2 separate regions of the Homo sapiens genome follow, and region 1 is linked to region 2. Evidence: chromatin loops called from intact Hi-C (ENCODE). Cell type or tissue: IMR-90. All regions are shown on one strand. Region 1 overlaps ALDH1L2 (aldehyde dehydrogenase 1 family member L2). Region 2 has its middle 14 kb from the start of TXNRD1.

The links. A loop is a pair of places that touch in the nucleus more often than their neighbours do. Peaks named below come from ENCODE experiments on the same cell type or tissue, not always from the same donor. Only the 100,000 strongest peaks of a DNase experiment are listed, where the experiment ranks them.
Region 1: it touches region 2 in a loop (8-fold over the local background); 1 of 110 quality-filtered maps calls a loop at or near these places.

The regions. Positions count from the first base shown.
Region 1 is chr12:105,024,172-105,029,171 of GRCh38, reverse strand. ALDH1L2 (aldehyde dehydrogenase 1 family member L2) reads left to right here. Exons shown (of 23, transcript NM_001034173.4): 22 at 2,428-2,627; 23 at 4,693-5,000. The coding sequence ends at 4,748. Among named protein-coding and RNA genes, the nearest start is that of NOPCHAP1, 40 kb to the right of the region's middle. In IMR-90, no CTCF peak of the experiment used is centred here; a DNase peak (open chromatin) is centred at 3,051.
Region 2 is chr12:104,199,226-104,204,225 of GRCh38, reverse strand. No RefSeq gene overlaps it. Among named protein-coding and RNA genes, the nearest start is that of TXNRD1, 14 kb to the left of the region's middle. RefSeq lists a silencer at 2,741-3,035. In IMR-90, a CTCF peak has its summit at 2,844 (motif pointing left); a DNase peak (open chromatin) is centred at 2,835.

The DNA of each region.
Region 1 (5,000 bases), 820 kb before region 2:
CCTGTAGTCCCAGCTACTTCGGAGGCTAAGGTGGGAGGATCACTTGAGCCCAAGGAGATGGAGGCTGCAGTGAGCTATGATTGTGCCACTGCACTGCAGCCTAGGCGACAGAGCAATGCCTGGCCTCTAAAAAAAAAAAAAAAAAAATTTAAGCAGATGGCAGTAATGTTTTCCCGTTTCTAGCATAGACGGGAAAATTTTCAGAACATAAAATGAATCTTTTGCTTTACATTTAATGAAGTTTTATGTCTTCCTAAAAACATAGGGACATCAATAGAGCATTGCAGTGAGCAAATAATAGAGTATGGTTTGGTAACAATGTGTACCTCCTTAGGTCATTCTGAGTATTACTAAGTCAAGTATTTGCTGTTGCTGCTGCCATCAATATATGCTTGTCATTGCTGTAGACATAAACAATGTGCTATGGAGCTATGGTGATATCTTGATAGTCCTCAACGAGAAATGGCATAAAACCATCTTTCTCCCTCTAGTCCATTCTATAAATATTTGGGTCCCTACCATATGCAATGCATCAAGAAGTGTGAGAGTTTTAGCAGAGTCCAAGTTCACTCCAGGTTAGATTCCAGATTTCTTGTGCAAGTTTAAAATTTTGGATAGTCAAGATGCCTTTGAAAATTCCTTCATAAGGCACTACACTGAAACCTGTACTGTCTCAATAAATTCAGCACTCGAATTTTTCCTCCAGTTTTGGAACAGATCCTGTGTCTTTGCTGGAGCACCAGATGAAATACCTGGCTTGGCCAGGCGCAATGGCTCATGCCTGTAATCCCAGCACTTTGGAAGGCCAAGGCAGGCGGATCACTTGAGGTCAGGAGTTCAAGACCAGCCTGGCCAACATGGTGAAATACAAAATCTCTACTAAAAATACAAAAATTATCTGGGTGTGGTGGCATGTACCTGTAATCTCAGCTACTCAGGAGGCTGAGGCAGGAGAATTGCTTGAACCTGGGAGGCGAAGGTTGCAGTGAGCCGAGATCGCACCACTGCCCTCCAGCCTGGGCGACAGAGTGAGACTCCATCTCAAAAAGAAAAACAACAACAACAACCTGGCTTGTATTTGCTGGCCATGTGGTAGAAAATGTGTGCGTTTTTAAGCATTAGGATCACACTAGAAGAAGGTACATACACTATGACAGGCACATTAGAACTCGACTCAACTGAGAAAAGAGTAGGTTCATGTCTTCACCTGCTTGGATGTGTATACAAACTAAGTCAAAAGGCAGGGAAATCACGGGACCTATTTTGTTGAATAAGCACATGTAATCCCACTCACTCGCATTTGACGATGCAACACCATAGCATAAAGAGGTATATGAGACATAAAGTTATCCCTGCCCTCGGGGAACTTTTATCTTCCAATTTATGGAGGGTGAACCATTACCTACAGGAAGAGTTAAGTCAGCACTATATAGTTGGTTCTACCAAAATATTAAGTTTGGAAAAATATGTGCTACCTGATGATAGCTGGCTTTTATTGAACATTTATTGTGTTCCAGGCATGATTTGTTCATTTCATCCTCATGACAACTAGACAGGTCCTTTTATTATTATTTCCATGGTTCGCAATAATAAATGAAGGCGAGGGGAGATGGAGTCATTTACCCAAGGTCACCAGGCAGTCTGGCTGCAGAGCCCTCTCACAGAACCACCCTACTCTCCCACCTCGACAATGGCACTGGTGGGATCTGAAACGGCTTCAGGCACTGAAGGAGGCTTGAACCTTATGTGCAAAATCGGAAGAGATGGAAGGAAATAGGGAGGACACTCTGAAAATCCATCTAGAAGTGGGAGTCATGGGAGAGGGGAGGGAGTGGGAGATCATGAATGAGAACCATTGAAGAAGATTGAATATATGACTTTGGGTCAGATTTTGAAAGGTGTTGCATGATATATATGAAAAATGTAATACTAGTAATATTTTTTTGGGACTTTCTTTTGGTGTGAGCCTGATATTTTCATTTATAAAAATTTAATCAGGCTGGGCGCAGTGGCTCACACCTGTAATCCCAACACTTTGCAAGGGCAAGGTTGGGGGATAGTTTGAGGCCAGGAGTTTGAGATCAGCCTGGGCAACACAGGGAGATGCTATCTCTACAAAAAAATTTTTTTAAAAATTAGCTGAGCATGGTGGCACATGCCTGTAGTCCCCGCTACTTGGGAGGCTGAGGTGGGAGGATCACTTGAGTCCAAGGAGATGGAGGCTGCAGTGAGCTATGATTGTGCCACTGCACTGCAGCCTAGGTGACAGAGCAATGCCTGGCCTCTAAAAAACAACAACAACAAAAACATTTAAGCAGATGGCAGTAATGTTTTCCTGTTTCTAGCATAGATGGGAAAATTTTCAGAACATAAAATGAGTCTTTTGCTTTACATTTAATGAAGTTTTATGTCTTCCTAAAAACACAGGGACATCGATGGAGTGTTGCAGCGAGCAAATAGTACAGAGTATGGTTTGGCCTCAGGGGTTTTTACAAGAGACATAAACAAAGCTATGTATGTGAGTGAAAAACTGGAAGCAGGAACTGTTTTTATTAACACATACAACAAGACAGATGTGGCGGCCCCATTTGGCGGAGTTAAACAATCTGGCTTTGGAAAAGACTTAGGTATGGCTTTACTTTTCTGCTTCACCTTCCCTTTGTTGTCACATCACAGAAAAATCTGCTCTATGTTTCATGACTTGTGTGTGACTTTGAGGGGCATTTCCTACATGGCAGTTATATCTGGGTTTAGAAGGGCATTCGTTTTTTAAAATATTAAACATTTCTATTGAATATACCATACATACAGAAAAGTACACACATTGTGTGGAAAGATATTTCTTTTCAAAAAAGATTAATGTTTGAAAGGAAAAAGAAATTGCAACAATATACTTTAGCTGAAATATGTTTGGTGTTTAATCTGACATTCGGCATGAACTTGGGTTAGCTGTCACGAGACTAAATGGAACCAAGAGAGGCAAATGGGTGGAGAGCAATAACCAGCGAGCTCCAAGAATAAATCCTGTCCTGGAGCTTCTTGGCAGGCTTTCAGAGTCAACACTGAAAAAACCCTGCAATTGGCAGGGTTTTTGGGAGTCTGAGCAATGAGACTTAAGAGTTTGTAAAAAGCCCAAAATGTAATTCACTGTGAGCAGTGACACTAACACCTTTCAAGCAATAGCTTACTTTCAGTGCGAAACACATGCCAGGCCCCATTCTACTTAGCCTGTATAAGCAAAGGCAATTCTCACACGAGCTCAGAGGAATAGGTACTATTATTATCTTATTATACAGAAGAGGACAATGGGGCTCAGAGAGGCTGGGTGAGTTGCCTCAAGTCACAGAGCCAGGCACTGGCAAGAGAGAATTCAAAGGCAGGCGGTCTGGCTGTGGAGCACATCTCTTATTCCCCTCAGTCTGGTACGTTGTTTCAAAAACTGAAATGTTTGTGATTTACTGAAATTACAGTCTGCAAATATAAGTTTAGTTCATTTGGAGTTTTTTTGTTTTGTTTTGTTTTTACATTTTCTCTTTACTAATGACTTTGGCCATGTATTTGCAGCAGTAAAAGTAGCTCTCATTTTAAATTCCATTGGGTGAAGGTAAGGGCTTCCCCCCCAACTTTTCCATGTCTTTAATCTGGTTTTCATGCCTGAATCCAAATCACTGTAGGAGACTTTCTTAGGGAATTTATTATTAGAAAGTGAGGCATCCCTGTTTCACCCATCTTTTGAGAGAGTGTATTTGACCAGCTCCAGGTCTGTTTTACTATAAAATACTACAGTTTTTCTAATAGTTTCTTCCTCCCCCAATTTTAAAACCCCTTAGCCCAGTGGTTGTCAACCTTAGCTGCACAGTGGATTCAAATCACCTGGGAGCTTCAAAAAATACAGATACTGATCTAATTGATCTGGGGTGTGATGTGGGGTCAGGAGTCTTAAAAGCTCCCTGAGTGATTCTAACATGCGGACAAAGTTGACAGCCCTTGTTTTAGCTCAGCTTCCAGAATCACGCACTCATTAGTTTTCCCATGGTATTCAGTGCCCTTTAACCTCTGTAGAGATTGATGACAGTACTGGCTCAAAATAGAAACAGTCAAAGAAAGGCAGACCTATTTATTTTTGCCTAGACAGGTTTCCCTGTGTTTCTAACAAACAATATAAACTGAATTTTCCTTATCTTTAAAATAAGGTTAAACCAAATGATTTCAAACTTTCCTGTGCTCAGTTCTGCTTTAATTAATATAATCCAGAGGACAGTATCCTGGTTACTTCTGTTTAGTTTAAATGGACAAAAAGGCAGAGTCTGTCATCAAGTAGGGAAATAAAAGAGAAGGGTTTTGGTTTGAAGCTGACCAGGCAACACTCTCTGCTCCTTAGAAGGCCTGGTAGCTGGTCTGGGCTGTTACTATTCAAAGTGTGGTCCATGGACCACTAGCATCAGCATCATCAGGGAATGGTTAGCAACACAAAACCTCTGGGCCCACACCAGACTTAATCAGATCAGGATCTGCAACTTAACAGAGTCTTCAGATGGTTAGTATGAACTTCAAAGTGTGAGAAGCACTGGCTTAGGCCACATTCTATTTACTTAGTGACCTGGACACCTACGTATACCTATGTCTGAAGGTCTGAAGACATCACATGTCTGCCTCTGAATGTGGTCTGTCAACTGCTTTTCTCTTCCCTAGGTGAGGAAGCTCTAAATGAATATCTCAAAACCAAGACGGTGACACTGGAATATTAGAGCAACACCATCATCAGGAAAGCCTTGACAGACAGCCCTTTACAACTCTGGACACACTTAAGAAGATTGGGTGTGTTGAGGCAGGAGGTGTCAGCCACAAACCAAAAAATACACAGATGGACCATGAAGAGGGCCAGGCCATGTTAAAGCATTTACACATGTGCCTGAGTATTTTCTAATACACCTTCCAGTGATTTGGAGTTGTTGCATTTTGACTATGTTGTATATCATACGTATTTCTAAAATACCAAG
Region 2 (5,000 bases):
GTCTCAAAAAAAAAAAAAAAAAAAAGCAAAACTATAAATTGCTTTCAATTTTTTCTGAGTCCCACAGTGTTGAGAAATCCTACACATTAGTCCCTGTAAAGAAACTTCATCTAGTTTATAATTTTCTTAGGGCCTGGCTTTGTCTTCCAATACAAGAACAATTTTCTCTGCCATTTTAATTTTTTCCCCCCAGTGACTAAGAGTTGGTTAAACACACGGTTACTACTGGTTCTTGCCTAAAGAATAGTGGGTTTTTAAAAAAAGTAATACATACATAATTTTTTCCCCCAAAATATACAAAAGAGGCCGAGCGTGGTGGCTCACGCCTGTAATCCCAACACTTTGGGAGGCCGAGGCATGCAGATCACTTCGAGACCAGCTTGGCCAACATGGTGAAACCCCGTCTCTACTAAAAATACAAAAATTAGCTGGGCATGCTGGCACATGCCTGTAATCACACTACTTGGGAGGCTGGGGCATGAGTATCACTTGAACCCCAGAGGCGGAGGCTGCAGTAAGCCAAGATTGTGCCACTGCACTCCAGCCTGGGCAACAGAGCAAGACTCTGTCAAACACACACACACACACACGAGTTTACACTAAAAAATCTCTCTCTTCCACCTTACCCCATGCCCCAAATTCCTCTACCTGGAGGCAACTACTGTTAGCATGTTCTTATGGATCTTTCTAGAGAGAATCTTTACATTTACAATCAGAAGACAGCTTTAAGATGAAAATTAGGATGCTTTTCTTGTGTCATGCAAATGAGGATTTAGTTTCAATGATATAACAAATCAGTCAGCTTCTAGGGGTGAAAATCAGATTAGCCTAAAAAAACACTGAGGATTAAGAATGACTAAAGGACAACCAGCTTGGGGACAAATTTGATTTTTATTTTATTAAAATGGGCTTTCCACTCTGAGTTTCTGGAGCTAGGTGTCCTATGGAAAGATACTCCTGTGACTGGATTCTATATTAAAAACAATATTGTCTGCTATCTGAAAAACAGTCCTGAGAAATCTTTATCTACACAGCAATAAAAGGAAAAAGATGGGACATAAGAGTGTTCACAATTTAATGATGCTCTTACAAAGAAAGCAATTTAAGAAATGAATCAACTCAATCGAGGAATAAGTTGACTCTAGAATTTTCAATGTGGTATTTAAATTTGATTCATCTAATGAAGAACATGGTGTGCACCGAGTGAGAACAAATCTAATTCCATACAATAGCATGTATTTTACCTTCGGTTGACTCTAGAATCCATTTATTTAGCAGATATTTATTGAGCATTTACGATGTCCCATGCCTCCCTCATGCCAGGGATGGGGAAAAGGAGTCAAGCAACTATACAATTATTATTCCTGCTTCACTCTTTATCTGTTTTTCCAGCCATTTTGTATTTATTATTTCACATGTGTCTCCCAGAAACCCCATGAGGTCCAGAGAGGTGAAATGACTTGCCTAAAGACATGCAGAGGACACATGGCAGAGTGGGAACTTTTTTTTTTTTTTTGAGTCAGAGTCCCACTCTTGCCCAGGCTGGAGCATAATGGTGAGATCCAGCTTACTCCAACCTCCGCCTTCCTGGTTCAAGTAATTCTCCAGCCTCAGCCTCCTGAGTAGCTGGGATTACAGGCATGCACCACCACCCCTGTCTAATTTTTGTATTTTTAGTAGAGACAGTGTTTTACCATATTGGTCAGGCTGGTCTTGAACTCCTGACCTCGTGATCCACCCGCTTCAGCCTCCTGAGGTGCTGGGATTACAGGCGTGAGCCACCGCACCCTGGCCCATGCATGTTTATAGCAGCATAATTTGCAATTGCAAAAACATTTCAACCAGCCCAAATGCCCATCAATCAATGAGTGGATAAAGAAAATTACACACACACACACACACACACACACACACACACACACACACCCCCATGGAATATTACTCAGCCATAAAAAGGAATGAAATAATGGCATTCACCTGGATGGAGCTGGAGACCATTATTCTAAGTGAAGTCACTCAGGAATGGAAAACCAAACATCATATGTTCTCACTTATAAGTGGGAGCTAAGCTATGAGGACACAAAGGCAATCGACTTTGGAGACTTGGAGAAAGGGTGGGAGTGGGGTGAGGGATAAAAGACTATATATTGGCTACAGCGCACACTGCTCAACTGTTGGATGCACCAAAATCTCAGAAATCACCACTGAAGAACTTATCCATGTAACCAAACACTACCTGTTTCCCAAAAACCTATTAAAAGAAAGAAAAGATTATCACCACAGATATCCCAGAACTCAAAACTGAAGCTGTGATAATCCCTGGAGCCACAGAGAAGTGAAAAACTGTGAGCAGAAGGTAGGAGAAACAGATTTCTTTCTCTGTGATGCCCATTTCTGCAAACAGCCAGGCACCATGTGGAAAAGTTATCCTGGACTCAAGGCTTCTACACTGGGAAAACTGAGATTTCAGTGGACACTCTGCTTCCCCATTATCTTGGATTCCTATGCACAAAAGCCATTCCTGCCTCAATCCAGGGGAAGCATTGCAAGTGCCTATAGAGAGAAGGACCCTTGAGGGCAGTTGGGGACACAGTGAAACCCAGTGTGTGAAACGGGGGCTGGTCTCCATTCAGACAAAGCAGATACTGAATCAGAGACGTATTTCAGGAGCATGATGCTGTAGGAGGTGTGAGCCATAGGTCCTCTGGGCATGAACCCCTAGCCAGCCTCCCCAGACAGCTGGGGCATTCTCTTTGGGACCCTCCCCCTGAATTCAGGACAGGCAGCACTTCAAACTTTCATGAGAACTGCAGCAAATCTAGGCTTATGGTGCCATCTAGTGCCAAAAAGGAGGCAGTGATCTAGGGCTAAGGGAATCAACAGGCAGCCTGCACAAAACCTCTAAAAACACGTATGCTAGAAACACTAACCTAGACAGCAAAATAAACAATCCATCATTGGAAAGACCTAGACATATATGCATAAAAACAACAGCAAACAGGGAACCATGACCTCCCAAATGGATGAAGCAAGAAGTAACCAGTGATTAACCCCAATAAGATGGCAATATGTGAACTTTCAGATCAGAAATTCAAAATAGCAACCTTGAGAAAACTCAGCAAACTCCAAGATAACACAGAGGAACAATTTGAATTTTTTTTTTTTTTTTTTTGAGACAGAGTCTCACTCTGTTGCCCAGGCTGGAGTGCAGTGGTGCCGTCTCAGCTCACTGCAACCTCTGCCTCCTGGGTTCAATTGATTCTCTTGCCTCAGCCTCCTGAGTAGCTGGGACTACAGGCGCGTGCCACCACGCCTGGCTAATTTTTTTGTATTTTTAGTAGAGACGGGGTTTTGCCATGTTGATCAGGCTGGTCTCGATCTCCTGACCTCGTGATCCACCCACCTTGGCCTCCCAAAGTGCTGGGATTACAGACGTGAGCCACCGTGCCTGGCCCACAATTTAGAAATTTATCAGAGAAATTTAAGAAAGAGATTTAAATAATAAAAACAAATCAAACAGAAATCCTGGAACTGAGACACACATTTGCTGAACTGAAAAATGCACCGGAGTCTCAACAGCAGAATCGATCATGAAGAAGAAAAAAATAAATGAGCTTTAAAAATACGCAATCAGAGGAGAAAAAAAATTAAAAAGATAAAGAACAACTACAGGATCTAGAAAATAACCTCAAAAGAGCAAATCTAAGTGTCATTGGTTTTCAAGAGGGAGTTGAGAAAGAGCAAGACATAGAAAGCTCCCACAAAATAATAACAGAAAACTTTCCAAACTTAGTGAAAAATATAAATACCCATATACAGGAAGGCCAAAGATCAACAAACATATTCAACCCAAATAAGACTGCTCCAAGGCATATAATAATCAAACTTTCAAAAGTCATGGACAAAAAGTGGATCCAAAAAGTAGCAAGAGAAAGAAGCAAATAACATACACATAAAGGAGCTTCAATTTATCTGGCAACAGACTTCTCAGCAAAGACCATACCAGCCAGGAGAGAGTGAGATGACATACACAAAGTGCTGAAGGAGGAAAAAAAACCAAAAAACGAAAAAACCCCTGCCAACTGAGAATGTGATACCCAGCAAAACTATCCTTCAAACACGAAGGAAAGATAAAGACTTTTTTAGGCAAACAGAAGCTCAGGAAATTCATCACCACCAGACCTGTCTTACAAGAAATGCTAAAAGGAGTCCTTCCATCTGAGAGAAAAGGATCCTAACATGCAACAAGAAAATCATCTGAAGGTATTATGTTGGTGCAAAAGTAATCACAGTTTTTGCCATTAATTTTTTTTTTTTTTTTTTTTTGGATAGAGTCTCACTGTGTCACCCATGCTGGAGAGCAATCTCAGCTCACTGCAACCTCCGCCTCCTGGGTTCAAGCAATTATCCTGCCTCAGCCTCCCGAGTAGTTGGGATTACAGGTGACTGCCACTATGCCTGGTTAATTTTTGTATTTTTAGTAAAGATGGGGTTTCACCATGTTAGTCAGGCTGGTCTTGAACTCCTGACTTCAGGTGATCCGCCTGCCTCAGCCTCCCAAAGTGCTGGGATTACAGGTGTGAGCCACCATGCCCAGCCATTACTTTCAATGGCCAAAACTGCAATTAATTTTGCACAAAGCTAATATAAAATTCACTGGTAAAATTCAGTATGCAGACAAATTTAGAATATTGTAATACTGTAATTGTGGTATATAAATCACTCATAGCTCTAGTATGAAGACTGAAAGACAAATATTACACAAATAACTATAATAATTTATTAGGAGATAGGAAATATAAAAAGATATAAATTGAGACAACAAAAAGTCAGAATGTGGAGAGGAGAATTGGAGTTTGAGTTTAAAACTTTTCAAGTTTTTTTTCTGTATGTGTGTGTAACAGGGTCTCAGTTTATCACCCAGGCTGGAGTGTAGTGGCATGATCTCGGCTCACTGCAGCCTCGACCCCCTGGGCTCAAGTAATCCTCCCATCTCAGCC